Linked DNA regions of Homo sapiens: region 2 is linked to region 1. The links are chromatin loops, found by intact Hi-C in ENCODE. Cell type or tissue: PC-9. All regions are shown on one strand. Links, peaks and the distances in the headings refer to the core of each region. The heading gives the core; the rest is flanking DNA.

Region 1 (8,884 bases), core at 885-8,884:
GGCCTCTCTGTGCAGCATTCCTTCCTCTTGGGCATGGGGCAAGAACCTCTGGAATGAGGGTCTTAGGACTCTCCGTCAGACTAGGTAGGTCAGAGAATTTGTTTATGACCAGATTTTACACAGAAAAGCAGGGGAAGGTTAGAGGAATATTTTTAGTTTTTGTAGCTTGTTTGGGGGAGAAGGGTTCTAGTTTCTATGACCTGCCTTGTGGAAGAGGAATTCTGGTTTTTATGGCTTGCATCATGGAAGAAAGAGGGACAGGGACAGAAGGGCAAGAGAAGGTCAGAGAGAAAGTGACTTTGCTTCTGAGGCCTTTTCTCCTTCGGTTCAAAGAACTCAGCATGCCAAACACCATACTTTACAGTATGTGCTGAGCCCCAGTAGCTGATAAGATACTGGAAGTGCCCAAGAAGAGTGTAAATGACCATACATCTGAAATGTTGTTAAAAAATATCCTGGAAAATTGAAAACTTTGGGTCTGATGCCTCTTTCTACTCTTTCTTAGCTTTGTCAGTCCAGACAAAATTTTTAACCATCTTGAGCCCCACTATACTTATCTTTAAAAATGAGAATAGTAGTCTTGACTTGACAGTCTTATTGAGAGCATTAAATGAGACAGCCCATAATAGCCTGATACCTTCAATGCTGGCTCCTTTCCTTTCCATCTGGGCAAGGGTTTGGGCAAGACAATCTCAAAGGTTCATTCCATCTGCACGATCCTAAGAATCTGGCATGTCATCAGATTGAAAGGAAGTTTCAGCCCTTTGACCAAATGAAGTTTCTGTTCATTTATTTTTATTATGCCTGCTCTCGTTAATATGAATAAATAAGAATAAAATAGTAGAATTTCCCTCCACCACCACCGTCAATAGCTATATGTAAACAATAACTAAAGAGTTTTTTGCTGACAGTAGAATGAAGACTTTTCTTTTATAGAGATTACTGTTGTAATGACATTAGGTCTAGATCAGTTATTTTTCACCTTGGCTGCACTTAGAATCAGCTGGGGAGCTTAATAAAAATGCCCTGGCTTAAGCTCCACTCTAGAAAAATTGAATTAGATTCTCAGGGGATGAGGCCCTGGAATCAGTATTTCTTAACATCTTCCTTCATGTAGCTCTAACACGGAGTTGGGGTTGAGAACCAGTAGTGAAAATATATTTTAGGCTCATTTCACTTATTCAATAATCTCCTCATGCAGCTTAATTCTCCAAGGACACACTTTCTGTATGATGTTTGGCCCATTTATTTATTAAACCTGGCCATGCTGGTTTTTCATTATTGATTTTTTTTTTTTTGAGATGGGGTCTTGCTCTGTCACCCAGGCTGGAATGCAGTGGTGTGATCTTGGCTCACTGCAACCTCCACCTCCTGGGTTCAAGCAACTCTCCTGCCTTAGCCTCCTTAGTTGCTGGGATTATAGGTGCCTGCCACCACACCGGCTAATTTTTGTATTTTTAGTAGAGACAGGGTTTCACCGTGTTAGCCAGGCTGGTCTCGAACTCCTGACCTCAGGTAATCCACCCGCCTTGGCCTCCCAAAGTGCTGGGATTACAGACGTGAGCCACTGCGCTCAACCCATTATTGATCTTAACGTAGGAAATGAAGTTTTTTTTGTTCTGCTAACTGACCACAATTCTATATTAAACCTCTCACTAACACCAGCATGTATCTTTCTCAACTGTCTTCTCTCAGGAAGATATTTGAAAATTAATGGTATATACGTGGGTTTCCATCTGCCCCACCCTACTCTTTCTGCTTTATTATCCAGAGGACTGAGAAAGCTAAAACTTTCTGGAAATGACCAGTTTGTTTTGTGTGCTTATTTTTTTTCAATCCCGATTGAGGAATTCCAGCAATGGGAATTAAATACTTCCTTCAAAGCACATGGGCCCATGGGGGTAACCTTTCCTTTCATGCTTGTCCAGGACAGAGAGAAAACAAGCAGTGACCACCAGCCCTAACAACTATACCCATTTGCCTGGAATTCTGGAGATTTTTTTGGTCTGTTTCAGGTCAGGACTACGTCCTTGAATGCTGTCAAATTTGATTGAAAAATTGGTGTACTTTGAGTGAGCAGATTAGGCATTTCGTTATAGCTGCAGCTGACTTAGGTGCTGATGTAAATCATCTCAGCTACTTGAAATAACCATAAGTTAAGTGATAGTGGTGTCAGAACAGTTGATTGGTTATTCCCCCTTGGAACATTACATTTATTCTGAATGCTCAACAGGGTTTTGTGGTAGACAGTTAGTGTGAAGGGGAGGGAAGCTGCAGCTCCATACTATCTGAGACCATTGGCAGAGCCAATCAAGTGCATTTGTGTACACACACACACACACACACACACGAGCTTAGCGAAGCTTGGCATGTGCCAATAAACAGAGAAGAGCAATTGGTAAGGCCATTAATTGGAAGGCTACTTATGACTCCGTTGTTTAGGAAAATCACTTATTAACTTAAGTAAGACCTTAGGCTGACTGCCATATTTTTGTAAATATTAAATCAGCCTGGGTTTCTGGTAAGAGATGTGTGATTGCAAGTCACACATTGTACTGAGGAGTAATCATTTTATTACCCACAGACAATTATTGATGGAATGAACTAAAGCTATCAGATTTAAACCAACAGGTATTGGTAGTTTATAGTTTGGTGAGGATATATAAATAATACCCCCAAATTAGCAAACGTGTTAATATTATGAAAGTTTTATTTTCTTTATGAAAACATTAGGTCTGTCTTTGTTGCATATCTACAGGCCCTACAATATATAACTTTATTGCTTAATTTGTAATTAATAAGTAACAAGAGTCTTAAAGTATCCTTGTCATAAGTCTGTATATATAATATATAGAATTATAAAAATAAGACTTTCTGTGTTAGTCCTTTCTCACACTGCTATGAAGAAATACCTGAGACTGGGCAATTTATAAAGAAAAGAGATTTAATTAACTCACATTTCCACATGGCTGGGGGCGCCTCAGGAAACTTGCAATCTCGGCAGAAGGCACCTCTTCACAGGGCAGCAGGAGAGAGAATGAGTGCCCAGCAATTGGGGGAAGCCCCTTATAAAACCATCAGATCTTGTGAGAACTCACTATCATGAGAACAGTGTGGGGGAAACTGCCCCCATTATTCAATTATTAGATTATCTCCACCTGGTCTCGTCCTTGACATGTGGGGATTATTACAATCCAAGGTGAGATTTGGGTGGGGAGAGAGCCAGATCATATCACTTTCTATGCCCACCTACCCAGGATTAGGTTCCTCCGTGATTCTCCTTTAATAATATCTGTCACACTTGCAAATACTTGTGTAATGTTCATGTTCTCCTAGATTGTGGGACCACAGGAACAGGGACCATGTCTAGTGTTTTCACCATTTTATCCTCCATGCTTTGCATCATTCCTGCCACACAAGAGACATTAAATATATGTGTAGAATGAGTGATTAACAATTAATTAGTAATGGACCCTGAATACCAATGGCACAGAGTAAACAAGAGTGCTTCCTTGCCCCTCAACAATCAGGCTGAGTAACCCCAAGCTATCTTGGGGTGCTGACACCACCTACTTGTCATGTAGGAATTTATGTGCTCTCCTATGTTTTCCCTACCGCCAGGACATTCCTTTCTAAAAAGAAAAAAATACATTTGTGATTCTAAGGGATCTCTCCAGCACAATTTTTTTCTTTTTTTCCCTTTTCTTTACTACCACCATATTCCTAGTCCTCATAACCTGGACTATTTGAATAGCTTTCTAACTAGTTTTATGTCACTCTCCTTGCTCACTCCCACCACAAATCATCCTTAAACCCTCCATTTATCATATTTCCCTGCTCCAAATGCATGGAGCTCCCTGCTGCAATAGATTATGATCTACAGTGTGAAAAGCTTTTCACACTGTAGATCATAATCTATTGATGGTTTGTTAAATAAATTTGGTGGGTCACCACTGACCTTTTAAAAAAAGTTTCAAATATAATTCAAAAATCAAAGTATATCACATGTAGTTGGGGGAGTAATGTTTCTTGAAATTTTTATTGCACACACACACACACACCCCTACCTTACCACATGCACAAGTACTGAATTGGGATGTTAAATATATTACCTATGAAAACTTCAGTCAGTGGGATTAAGTTTAATAATCCTGATATTAAAATACTCCAACCAGTGCCTTCTGGTGGAGAGAGCAGTGAGATGTGAGTTTTAATGGGGTTCCTCCTGTACAGTAAATTTAACATTATCTCTCCAAGCTTCAGATTTTTCAGCTGTACAGTGGGGAAAGTGACTTAGTTAATGGAAGTTACTGTGATAAATAAGATAATGCACATAAAATGCCTATGACAGTGTGTTATACACATTATGAGACCAGTAACTATTAGCTTTCTGCTTATCAAAGCCTATTTCCTTTTGTTCTCCTATTTTTTTCATCCACTTCGACCAAATTTCTCTTTATTTTCTAAAAATATCCTTTGAATGTTTTCACCTCTATTTGTTTTATTGTCTTCCTCATATGTTGCCCTTCACTCTCAACTTACCTACTTCCTATCCGTCCTTCAAAACTCATCCCAAGAGCTGCCTTCTCCATGAAGCCCTTCTTGATCGTTGTAGCACTAAGAGTGCTATAAGCTCACTGAAAGCAGTGATCATTTCTCTATAGCCCTCTGCCTTTCTACAGGTCAGAGATCCATGCTTTGTTCCCAGTGGAAGCCCTGAAACGGCTTACAAATGAAAGGAGGAAAGGTCCAGTGGCAGTGGTACTACTGGGGATGAGTAAGGTCTTCTCTACAACTTACTAGTTGGCCAGTATCATGGAATTTATAACCATATCCTTGTGTTTTTTCTCCCCCTGAAATTGTCCAATATGCTCCTTTTCTTTTCTCTTAAAGGAAATGATTTTCATACCATAGCTATGAATGTTAGTTGAGAACAGCAAAAGGACAACAGAAATAAAAGTCAAAGCCACATTTTTTTTTTCATGATATGGTTACTCATCCATCATCCATCAACAGGAACTTTAATAAATTAAAATAAACAAAATTGAATCTACATCTTATTTTACACATAAGTATAAATTAGCAGTATTATTGCTATAGATGTTAACCTTCTGGATTGGGAGATATTGAGACATTATTTCTGTTTCTAGTCACCAGCTGGCCATGGATGCAGAGAATAATATTGAAAAGTATCCCCTCAATCTACAGCCCTTGGAATCAAAGGTGAAAATGTAAGTTATTTCAAAGTATAAATTAAGCAATTAGTTCTAGTTTTATGAATTCCTGAATAAATCTGGAATTTTCGGGCACAACAGTTATGCATCTTTATTTTACATTCATGTGCTGCATATTATTTCCTCCCTCTTCTAAGCAGGAACACAGCTACTTTGGGTACACAGCACCATCTACTGGGTAGTACAGGGAATTATTTGCTTGCCATTATTTTCACCACTTTTTGGTTTTTCCATTTCTTGTCTAGTACAATCCTTTAACTTCCACTAGCATTTTCCTTTGCCTTTCGTCTTAGTAACTTGGTGGTTAATTCTATCTTTGAACAATTTGGTTATTTCCACCTCAAGCCATCTATGTATCACACACACACACACCCTTTTAAAAATCCTCTTCTTTCTATTTCAGCTTCTTTTCAATTATTTTGGGAAAATGTTTCTTCTCTTCTTTTTTTCTCACTTCTTATCCTTTTCTTCTTATTGTCTGTTAAGATACCCAAATGTAAGCCTCCTCCCCCATTATAAATGACTATTACCTTAAAATAGTGCTAACAACATCTCAATATTAACAAAATGAAACTAACAAGATCCAAATTGAGAAAGACTTTATTATAGAACAAAATATTAACCTTCTAAAACCATTTTAAGTAGAGAAGGGGCCTGTTATAATTACCTTGGAAGCAATTTCAAAAATATTTATGACCGTTTTCCGAGATCTTTTCCTGTTCTGATTTTCCTTCAGAAGCATATATGAGAAATGCCAGTGAGTGTATATTTAATCTCTCTCCCCACCCTCTCCCTCACAAACACACACACACACACACACACACACTCACACACTCAGTATAACACTCCGAGAAGCATGAGAATTTAAACGAGAATGTTAACATATCTGAGCTTGGCCAGAATCACTGATCTGTTTTTTAACGTGCAAGGAGGAATCTTTTAGAAAAGAAATCGCCCTAAAGAAGGGCACCTTGAGGTGTGTACAACGTTGAACAACACCAAGTTGTTGCTGGACTTAGGAACTAAAACAGAAATCACACAAATACATAATATCCTGCTGGATAAGAGCAAATACCAATACATACCCCTGTAAATCTATGTTAACCTTGGTCACCAGTAAAAAGCTTGCCTCTGCATGAGCATAGAAGGCTACCCCTCAAGATGAAGTCCAAACAAGACTTCTGAACCAGTGGGGTGCCCAGCTACAAAGTTCTGTGTCACACTTACTAAATACATAATGAATCAGGCTATCGAATCATTTTGTGTAAGCAGTGTGTCAGCCTCACTACACAGGACATTAGTTGGCAAACATAGGTTGCTTTATCATTAGGAATTTTCTCATTAAGATAAGGTCCTGTTAAATGAAAATGTGCTGGTGAAAGAAAAGTTGGTGTATGACAAATTAGAGTGTTTAATGTGAATGCTGAAATTAAGTTAGAAAAACTCCTGGGTCTTTTTCAGTTCCCATCACCTTCAATATGTAGGGGCTGTGGGGTAGGTACCAGGAGAAGGACTAGGCAGAGAAAAAAAATCTCTGTGCTTCAGATTCCAGCCAGCTCAGAGAGCCTGAGATTTTATATTTGTTGATTTGTTGGAGGAGTCTCAGCTCAATGAGGTGCAAACAGAATGGTTTTTATCTCTTCTAATAATTCTGAATCCCATTTCTGCTCACTGGAGAGAAAGGAAGGAGAGAAAACTTAATCTTGCCCAACAATAGAACTTGAGTCCCATTGGAGAGTTTAGTCTAGTTCAGTGACTTTTGTCTGATGTGGTTATTAAATTCTTAACTCTCATGGCAGGTTGAAAATCTCCTCTCTGCATACATGAGACCTTTTCTACAGCTGAGTATTCTGCTTCCTTCCTTTCCCTCTCCTCTTTCTATCTCCCCTTCTCTCCTCCTTCCTTCTCCCTTCCCTCCTTCTCCCTTCCTTTATCAGTGTTACCTCTCCCACCCCCATGTACTAAATACCAAGACTGCCCCAGGTTTCCTATGAATAGATGGCGGACACTTTCACTCTCAGCAGTTGTTTCCTTTAACAACTGTCCTATGTTTTGGGACTCTGAGGGAAGGGGCCATTGGGTCTCCTGTAATCCCCCCAATAGTATAGGCTGCACATCCTCAATGGGTTTGTGCCCCTTGCTCTGCGGGGGCTTTGCCCCATGATGCACCAAGCAGTGCCTTCCTCCAGCTGACCGTGGCATCTTCAACAGGGACAATCTTGGGATATTCTCATTCCTGCTTTCCAAGATAAGTTTTTTTAGTCCTGAAGAGCATTGGGTATAAAAAATGTGCCCTTGTCCCAGGTACCACGGTCACCCTGTATTATCACAGGCTTTCTCTTAGGGTCTTTTGACTTCTTTTGGTGGGGACCAACTGAGAGTCTATCTTCTCCTGGGGGTGGAGGGAAGTGAGGGTCAGTCCACCATAAAATCCCCTCTCCTGAAGGCTCTCCTTTCCCCTCCATGATGAGAAAAGAGTAAACAGTTCCCATACAGGGTGTCTGGCTAGTCTAGTGTCTGCAAGCCCTGAGGGGGATGGAGGTGCTGTGGCAAGGCAATCTCTGAATGTAAAAGAGAGGAAAGATGAGACCTGTTCTCAGGTGTGGACTGCCTTCACTGTCTACCTGTGGGAATCCCAGGATGGGGTCAGAATAGCAGGAAAGGGTCTCAGATGGTTCCTCGTACTCAGGACATCGTGAAAAGGAAAGAATTTATAAGAAAGTGTAAACCTGCGTGTGGCAATGCAAAGTATCAGTGGCAGGAGGCAGAGGCCTGTCAGAAAGTGTGGCTCAGTGAAAAAATGTGTGAGTGTCGGGGAGGGTGCCTGTATCAAAGTTGAAGGGAGTGTCACAAAGGGTCCATTACCTGGTTCATGAATGCAACTGTTAAGAGGTAATTTTGAGTATTAGACCAGAGGATCAAAAGAGTGCATCAAAAGGGCAAAAGCAATCAAGATCGTATGGCTATTAATGAAAAGGCATTTGGGGGAGGTAAAAGGCAAGTTCTCTGAAGATTAAACAAAGGCAAGCCTCTCAAATCAGAAAATTTGTGAAAGTAAAAGTAATAGTGAAAGCACCAAAAGGAAGGCTCTCTGAGCAACTCTAAGGCTAAAGATGAATGTGTTCCTAAGAGCCTTAAGGCTGGAACAAGCTTTGGGGGATGAAGGTGCACAGCAAAGGAATGCAGGCTTAGTGAGAAGGCCTCGCAGCACAGGCAGAGGTGGGCTCCCCCAGCCCCAACAGGCTGCTGCCCTCCACCTTGTAATTCACTCTTTTCATGTTGTAGCAAGATCTAAAACAGATCTTCCTAATACAAACCCTCATGTAAAAGTTGTTCATTAGCTATGTGCGATCCCCCAATCCCCTTCCATACATTTTTAACAATGTATTTACTTTGTGATGGAACAACATAGAGATGTATTGAATACAAATTGCTTTTTTGAAAGTCAGCTCAATAAATATGCTCAATCCCTCTCCTGATTTTTATTATTATATTTGATTTTGTAATGAAACAACATTTAGGTTCTATAAAGGAGAGAGAGGGGCAGAGAGAGAGAGAGAAAGACAGAGAGACAGAGAGAGATAGCATTCCCAAAAGAACTTTAAAGATGTTTAGTAAACCCTTATTAAATTGCATTTGAGAGTAATACA
Region 2 (8,884 bases), core at 597-8,596, 720 kb before region 1:
GCGTATCTCTGATATTAGCCACAGTGACAAATGTGGTGTGCCCTGCGATGTCTGCATTAGCTCTCCTGACAGGCGAGTTGTGTGTGGTTATGGGGTGTTTAGAGATGGCTGGCAGACAGCATTCACTGCAAGTTCCTTAGAAACATACAACTCTTCCATCTACAGAATTTTAATTAGAGTCGATAAGGATTCTAGAATTAAAATGGACAGCAAACAGCAACTGCAGAATCTGTATTCTGACCTATTAATCTGGTATACATCAAATTATATTCCTTTTTCCTACCCTATTAAAATAAGAAAACTTCCAGTAGCTTTAGTTTTGTTGGGATTATGAATTCTTACCACTCTATTAAAGTGGATTTGACTATCAATGTTGATTACATTTGCAATAAGCATAAGGCAGTAGTCTATATTTTGGGACTATGTAGTGGTTGTTGGTTTAACCAAATTCATGGAAACCATTCTTGTTTTTTGTAACAATTGCTGAACAGTAAATAAAGAGCAGCTTAAAGTGACAATTTCCTACTTAGGTTGTTTGCAGGCTTAAGGGAAAAAAATGCTAGGTTTTTAGAAACTTTTTAAATTCATTTACAAAGGTTTTCTAGATGTGATATATATATATATCCCTTTAAAAATTTCAAATGTGAAAGATTCTGAAAATGCACATCTGTAATCTAGTTCAAGATAATGCCAGAAGAGTAAGATATTATATAAAATATATATATTTTATGTATATATGTATGTGTGTGTGTATATATATATATATATATATCCTACAAATAAAGCTACACTGTATTTTACTGAATGAGTAAGCATTAAAATGCAGAATAAGGACAATATCAAGAATATTTATTACTTATTATAAATGGATGGAGTGGGGAAAAAATAAATTGTTGCTTGGCAGGAGTGGGTAAAGAATTCATTTGACTGGAAGATGACTAGTCACAATTCAGGGGTTGAATCCCAGTTGTACCACCAACTAGCCATGTGGCTGTCACCAAGTTATTTATTAGCCTCAGTTTCTCATCTTTACAATGAGGGTAACAGTATTATTCCTCATGGTCATGATATTTAAATGAGGTAATCCATGTGAAGTGCTCAGCGCAGAGTGCCTTAAATTTCTATTGCTGTTACTATTACTTACTTCTGCTACCAGAACAGCTCATCTGGCCTTCTAAACAATGACTTAAATGAAAAATTCATTTCTATGACTTTCCCCACTGGAAAGGTATTACATATATCGATGATGAAAACAAAAATTTCCGTGGACATATATACACCAGAACAAAATATGTTTGCTTTAAAACATGGTTTCTACCGCCTAACTGTCATTTTGGGTAGTTTGTGTTATAAGACATCCATTAGGAAGTGACAAGATCTCCCATCTCTTTAGTCACTGAAGCCTGGGTAACCATATGTCAGCAAAATACCACTTTCCTATTCAACCCAGAGCATTCAGTGAATCATGGTAGACTCCAGTGCCTTGGTGGGTGGTAAAATTCAGCTGGGCCTTTTGTGCCTTCTCATAGATGTGCACAGGCCTGTCCTCCACTGCTTCCACTCCTTCTCTCCTCCTCCTATCATTTCCACATCCTGGCACACCACAGGTTTACCAGAAGATGTATGAGCTAAAGCCATTTTCTACTTGCCTGAACTCAAGAATATTGCCAGCTTATTATAAACCATACTGTCAGAAATATACAGATTTATATAAGAATTGTTTAGCCAACTTCCGTGTCTTTAGTACTGTTACTAAATTAGCACTTTTGTTTATGCTGTGCTTCCTGTATCTGCTACCATTTCTTAAGTGCTTTTAATGCTTCCCTATCGCTGTGTGGAGCACAGGTTATCATCTCCCAGATTTTTGTGGCTTGCTTTTTCACATCATTTTTGCCTTCTGAAATACCACCATGTCAGAGAGTTCTTCTCTGGTTACCCCATCTGAAATAGTTTCCTTTCCTCCTTTCTAGCCCTCTAGCCTGCTCTATTTTCCTTGATATTATATTATTTACTTGTTTATTATTTGTCTCCCTCATTAAAACATAAGCTCATGAAGGAAGAAACTCTCATTCATTTCCAAGTCCTACTATGTGGAACAATGCCTGGTACATTGAATGTGCTCACTTATTTGAAAAGAGAGGGATGGAGGGAGGGAGGGAAGATGTGGGGGGGAAATCTCTCAACCACCCTATGATGTTTAGGCTATTACTATCTCCATGCCATAGATGAGAAAATGGAGACCAACACTCTTGAACCACTTGCCCAAAGCCACACAGCTGGTACATAGCAGAGACAGGGTTTAACCCAGATAGCCCAAACCCAGAGCCCTTAAAACTCACCACTGAGGGTGCAGCGCACCAGCATGGCACGTGTATACATATGTAACTAACCTGCACAATGTGCACATGTACCCTAAAACTTAGAGTATAATAAAAAAAAAAATAATAAATAAAAAAAAAAAGAAACTTAAAAAAAAAAAAAAAACTCACCACTGAAAGACATTTAATTTTTTAAGTTACAAAAACTTTTTATAATTTGACATTTTCTTCCATGAAGTTTTATTTTTTAATGGTAACTTTACTGCCCTTTAAATTTCAGTTATTCAACAAATGTTTATTGACTGCTTACTAGATAATAAAGCACACTCCACTAAGTTCTGGAGGTGACACAAAGAGGTATGTCCCCTCTAGCTGGGGAGAAGAAGCTTTCACTCAAGAAGAGATTTGCAAGGCAGCATATGCTAAAAGCCAAATGAATTATGCAAGAGGCCCTTTTACTCACAGGTGGCAAGGTGTGGCATCATCACAAAGTGGACATCAGGCATGGCCTTAAATGACAGGGAGGATTAAGAGAAGGTGAGAGCATTCCAGGTGAGAAGAGTTGAATGAGACATTTAGTGTGGATTTTGTTTTTAATAAAGCTTAGCCTGATGCCCAGTTCACTTTCACTTATTGAAATATTTAACAAATTCTTCTTCATTGATACAGTCACATTAACATTATTCCTATTACTTAATCTGATATAGTAAGCAGTTTAAGGTGAGTTTGTCTTGGATCCCGTCCAAAGTGGAGTTCCTTTCAGACACTTCAGGAGCCTCGTCCGCATATGTAACATGGTCCTGTAGCATAAGCTTCCCAGAAGACTAATAGAAAAGCCCTATTCCACTTAAGGAGTTTTCTCATCTTTTAAATTATTTGTGTATATCAGTTCTGGAAATTTGTTCTCGGTGATATTGGTCTCGAACAACCTCAAAATGTTGGAGTTGGATAGATTTATAATGCTTGCCTTGTATGTGTTTTAAAAGAAACATTTAAAATGTACTGTTTTGAAAGGGAAAACAATTGGATGTGCTCACTTATTTGAAACCTGTGTTCATGAGAAATTTAAAACTTTAGAATTCCAATTAAGCTTTATGAGATGTTTTGTCCACAAATTTTATTGAATAGCCAGCTTTACCATACAAACATATTGTTGTTTGCTTTTTTGTTGTTCTTGTAAAGCACTTAAAAATACTTTACATTTCAAAGTTTTTTATTATCTGTCTTGTAACATAAGAAGGAATTTTTTTAATGTTTTTATTGTTGACTATAATTTGAGCTAATTTAATATGAAAATAAGATAATCTTTTGTATTATTTATGTATTTGTAGCAATATTATTAGTATATATTTTTTTCCTGGAATAGTAACATAAGTAACTCAGTAACTGTGGGGCCAACTGACCCAAATTTTTTGTAACATAAAATGCATCTTTGGGAAAATTCATAAAATATTAGTATTTAAAAGGAGTCAGTTGAAGTTGCTGGTTGTTACTTGTCATGATCACATCTGGGGCAATAGTGCCATCTTCAGTTCTCAGCCTGGCATTGTTATTAGAGGAGATTGGTTTATGTTTGTAATCTACAAATGCAGTATGAAAAGACTAAAATTTTCTTTTCAAATGAAAGATTGATATGGACCTTGTCATCTTTATTTACTAGTTTTAAAATTTGTATAACATTTGGTATTTTAAAAGAAAACTCTGTGTTATAAAATGTGAAATTGTCAAATATAACTTGAAGAAGCAGGAGAGCCTAATTTTTATACTATAAACATCAACAGTAACTAATACAATTTTTTAAAAATTTTTCATCACAAAAGGAAAGTGATTTTCTATACTTTGAGTTAAGTATTGATTATTGTGGTCTGTAATGACTTGGCTTTCTGAGTCTATTATTTTTTATTTTACTATGAAGTATATATCCCTTCCATTAACATCTAGCAGAAAACATTTTATTTACAAATAATATGTTTATTAAAAAATCATCAAGTACTAATGGTGTGTTTCCTTCATGTTTACCATGTAAATGTTTTAAAACATCCCATATTAATTCTCCCAGTAACTTTGTTACTTGTCTTTAATTTTACTTCATGGCTAATGAATACAAGATACTGTGTGTGTTGGGCATTTATGCAGCACATATAAACCATAACTCATTTTAAATCACATTTTCCCAATCTTAAAATTGGCACAAAATTGTTAAATGACAAATTGACATGAAAAACTTAAGAAACTGAATTTAAAACAACGTAATATATATTATTGATATGTTTTATTCTGCTTCCCAAAGTGACAGGGTTATACTCAAGACATACATTTGTGGTCACTGACATGAGAATTTTGAGTAAGAAGCAATTTAAAACATTTTTATGTCTATTTTCATACAATAGAGCTGAGGTACTGTAAAGCTGAAAATGTAAATCTCCTGTGAATCTTTCAAATTTTAATTTAACATGCGTTTACAACCAGTAAAATGATTCCCACATTGAAACAAAAAAGCTATGTTGGTGTATTTTCATATTGTGAGTAAGGCAAACTGGCTTTCTCCTATCTGCTCTGTCACTTTGTTAGTTCTGAAGTGATCTTTAAAGAAACACAAAGATAATGATGTTTTTCTGTAATCTTTCTCCTTCTTTCCTTTATAATTTTTCCAATGCTATTTTGTTAAGCATTGGTTTTGGCAAGCCTCTATGATAACACTTTTATTTGTATTAGGAGCTGGTTGTATGTCCAAATTTAAAGCTACAAACACTGCAAGCTTTAGACATCAAGTACTGTTTGTGAGGTCACCTCTGACATTTAATACTAATGATTTCCTTTACAACTCCAAATAGAGAATATGTTTAGAGAAAAAATTCAAGTGGTCCAACATTTCATTCATATGAGACATCATCCTGAAGTCAGAAATAATGTCTTTTGGTTGGGAATTAGTGACTGTGAAATAATTCTAGTGAAATTAACTAAGACCTATACAGACAAATGTAGTTTTCATATTGACATTGAAGTTGGATTACACAGACTAGTACCCATTATGACTTTCCTTTGCCATATTAACATTATTATATATGTAATTAATAAAAAATTTATCTACTTGTATGGGATGTGTTAATATTAATAAATTAGCTGGGCAAAGAATCTTCTCTCATTTCACATGCTCAATTAGTACATTGCATAATTAAAATCTAGAGGAGCTTTCATTGTATAAAGCATGTGGGACTATTTACTCTTACATGGCACTCTGACAGTGCTTGGTTTTATTATGTGGGAAGATATATTCTTCCAAAGGTGGGAGTATTGGCTGTGGTGGCTGCTACTTGCAAGCATTTCATTCTCATCTGATTATTTCTCACAAGAGAAAAGACTGGTTTCAGCTGTCAGGGACACATCTTCATAAGAGCCATCTTTCCCACAAATAGACTAGAACTTGCACAAGACTATAATCATTATAAATTGTGATTGGTCAAAAATTGAGACAAAGATTTTTTCAGATAACATTTTTGTTGAATGTATGAAACCAAATTTCCTTTAATACTCTTTATATTTATCTCTGTAACAACATTAAACCTTTCAAGGATAAAGCTGCTATAAAAATTAGTTTGCTGCAAAAAACTCCACCTTCGTGTCAAACCACTTATTACTATTGTTAAGTAAATGTGACTATTATCCATGAACCCTAAATCCCAAAATTTTTAAGTGCCTTAGCTGAGTATACAATCAATCCTAATTCAACTATGTCTTCATATCAGCTTAAAATGAATTTAAACAGCAAGGGTGTAAGTCATTATGTTACATTTTTTCTGCCCAGCTAGCATGTGAAAAAACTGAAATATAAAAATATGAAAATACAAAAATACGAAATTACACATGCACGTGGCTATTTATTAAAGCTGTAACTGTGAAAGCAGAAGACTAGAAACAACTAACCATCCATAGGCCATTCGTGGAAAAACCTATCATCAAACTATAAAATAGAATGCTATGCAATTATAAAATAGAATGCAGAACTCTCTTAGCTGCTATGGAGTGAGAGTGAAGAAATATTAAGTGAAAAAGGTAAGATACATAGTAGTATGTAGTATGCTAATTTTATGTAAGCAAGAAAAGAATATACTTATATTCTCAAAAATAAACAATGGAGGGGTAAACACAAACTTAGTAAAAATGGTTACCTCTAGATTGGAGTAAGAACTAGGGACATTCTAGACTTGTGAATGATGTTTTAAATTTTGACCTTAGAATCATGTAAATATTTTTTGCAACTAAAAAATGAATATTAATCACAAAGTAAGACCTAAAATATTTTTTCAATTAACTGAAACAAATAAACCTAATTGTATATCAAATTGATAGCATAATTATGCAGAGAATTATTTCATGACTTTAGAGCGTAGTATTTTAGCATTTCAGCAGTAGAATAAATCTTAAGGTCAAAGACCATAACAAAATTTTAAACTGTGTTAATACATCTTGTTATTAATAGTAATGTTTGTCCTGTTATTTTGAAAGTAATACATATACATATTAAGAAAAACAAATACACTTGGTCATATCATTAGAGCCTAAGATTTTTAGAGTAAGAAAAAAGATGTACAAATATAAAATAAAAGACTTTCAAAATCCTAAAATCTTTAATTTGATTGGTAGTATCAGCATGAACTCATATTAACTGTTTCCTTCTAAAAGTATGTACTTCATATCTCACGTACTGAAGAGGTTCAGAAGCATTGACAATTCAGTAACAATACCCCTAGTACCCAGATTGTTGTCTATAAATATTATTCTCCATTATAAAGAGCCTGGATTCTTTGGAGAAATGGCTAATTTCAGGTCTGGGACAGAAACTGTTCAAGATGATCCTACAACTATTATTAAGCCATAACTACTGGGGATTATATTGAAAGGATATAGGAATCAACTTCAAGAGGATCCTACTACCCAAAAATGAAGCAATTGAAGCATCAAAATAAGAAAATGACTACCATGGACTAAAGTACATTAAATAAACAAATATTCATGAACTCATAATGATCATCTTTGGTCACCTTTGGACCAAAATTGATAAATAAAGAGAAAGAATCAAACATTTATTGGGACTTTTCTATATAGGCTGTATTTCACAGTCACTGAATAGTTAATGAGGAAATGTTCATTATAGAAAAATCACAGCTGATAAATGTGGGAAGAATGATAGAGTATCACCATTTTACAACCTCTGATGAAATAATGGCTCAAAGCAACAAACAATGTTGCTAATTTGCTAAGTGAGAGATTAATGGAGAACTTTCTAAGGGGTCAGACTGACTCACCTTGTCCCCAATGATCAATCTTAACCACTAAAAGTAGGAAACGTGCATCCTGATATGATGTAGTAGGAATGACACAGCGTCACCTATGACATACTCTTCACCAAAAGAAATTGAACCTTAATGTAATTAAACCTATAGGTTTCACTAGTGGTTTACACAAAACATGGGAAATAGAGGAACATGTTAAAGAATATCATTAGAATAAAATCAGCCAGATCCAGAATCTAGAAACTTTATAAGATACATGATTCAGATTCTTCAGTAAATAAATGGCAATGAAAGGGAAAGGCAGTGGACTGTAAGTGATAGAAAGAGACTTAAGGTACTTACCAACCCAGTGCAATGTGTGGACCTTGTTTGGTTCCTATTTCAAACCAACTATAAAAAGACTTTTTTACAATTAGTGAAAATTAAATATGGAATATTTATATATGTAATCAAATTAAGGAATTATTGATAATATTTTTAGTTGTGAAAATGATATTGTCAAGTTACTGTTTGTCTTATTTAAGTTCTTATCTGTTGGAGATGCCTACTAAAATATTTAGGGATAAAATGGTGTGATGCCTGGGATTTATTTTTAAATATATCAGATCCACCCAAAAAAATTGAGGTGGATTTAGATAGATAGATTAAATAAGAATAACAGAAAGTTAATGGTTATAGAAGCTGAGCATTGAGTACAGGTGGATTCACTGTGCCCTTATTCCTTTTATATGTATTTCCATGATAAAATGCTAAAGTTTAAGAAAAAGTCCTCCCACCAGATTAGCTGAGATCATTAAGGCAGTGCCTTCTTAGCAGTGTTTTAGGTTTTGAGTATAAGTCTTAGTTCATAGGAATGTTATATTTGTGGATCTCAGAACAAAAGAGTTTCTTGTTATAGCTTAATTTATAATGTCTTTTTATCCAATTAAATTTCTTCATAGAAAGAACATTGCTTAGGTGTAGTGTTATTAACATGCTTACACCAAAATACGCTGACATTATACCCTCTTTTTCAGACCAAGCCACCCTGGTAGAACAAGTAAAAAGAGTAAAAGAAATTGAAGCTATTGAAAGTGATTCTTTTGTTCAGCAGACATTCAGATCAAGTAAAGAAGTCAAAAAGGTAAGTTTTTATCCACCCATTATGAGTAAACCTTTGGATTCTACCTGAAGAGATGCTTTATTAATGGATTTTACTTAAATGTGTTTCTTCTAATAGATGAAGTGAAGCAAGAGAGTGTCAGCCATGTTGCTGAGAGAGAGAAAACAAAT

What was found. Hi-C counts contacts between places; a loop is a spot of excess contacts. Peaks named below come from ENCODE experiments on the same cell type or tissue, not always from the same donor. Only the 100,000 strongest peaks of a DNase experiment are listed, where the experiment ranks them.
Region 2: a loop joins it to region 1, with 4 times the contacts of the local background. A loop is called at or near these places in 3 of 110 quality-filtered maps.

Annotation. Positions count from the first base shown.
Region 1 is chr3:159,247,577-159,256,460 of GRCh38, forward strand. IQCJ-SCHIP1 (IQCJ-SCHIP1 readthrough) reads left to right here. Exons shown (of 10, transcript NM_001414413.1): 3 at 5,151-5,231. It overlaps IQCJ (IQ motif containing J), which reads left to right. Exons shown (of 4, transcript NM_001042706.3): 3 at 5,151-5,231. Among named protein-coding and RNA genes, the nearest start is that of SCHIP1, 21 kb to the right of the region's middle. In PC-9, for the core only: CTCF peaks have their summits at 5,394 (motif pointing left) and 5,595; no DNase peak of the experiment used is centred there.
Region 2 is chr3:158,528,464-158,537,347 of GRCh38, forward strand. It overlaps RSRC1 (arginine and serine rich coiled-coil 1), which reads left to right. Exons shown (of 10, transcript NM_001271838.2): 8 at 8,629-8,735. It overlaps UC.134 (long non-coding RNA uc.134), which reads left to right. Exons shown (of 1, transcript NR_148407.1): 1 at 1-111. Among named protein-coding and RNA genes, the nearest start is that of UC.134, 6.2 kb to the left of the region's middle. In PC-9, for the core only: CTCF peaks have their summits at 3,868 (motif pointing left) and 4,073; no DNase peak of the experiment used is centred there.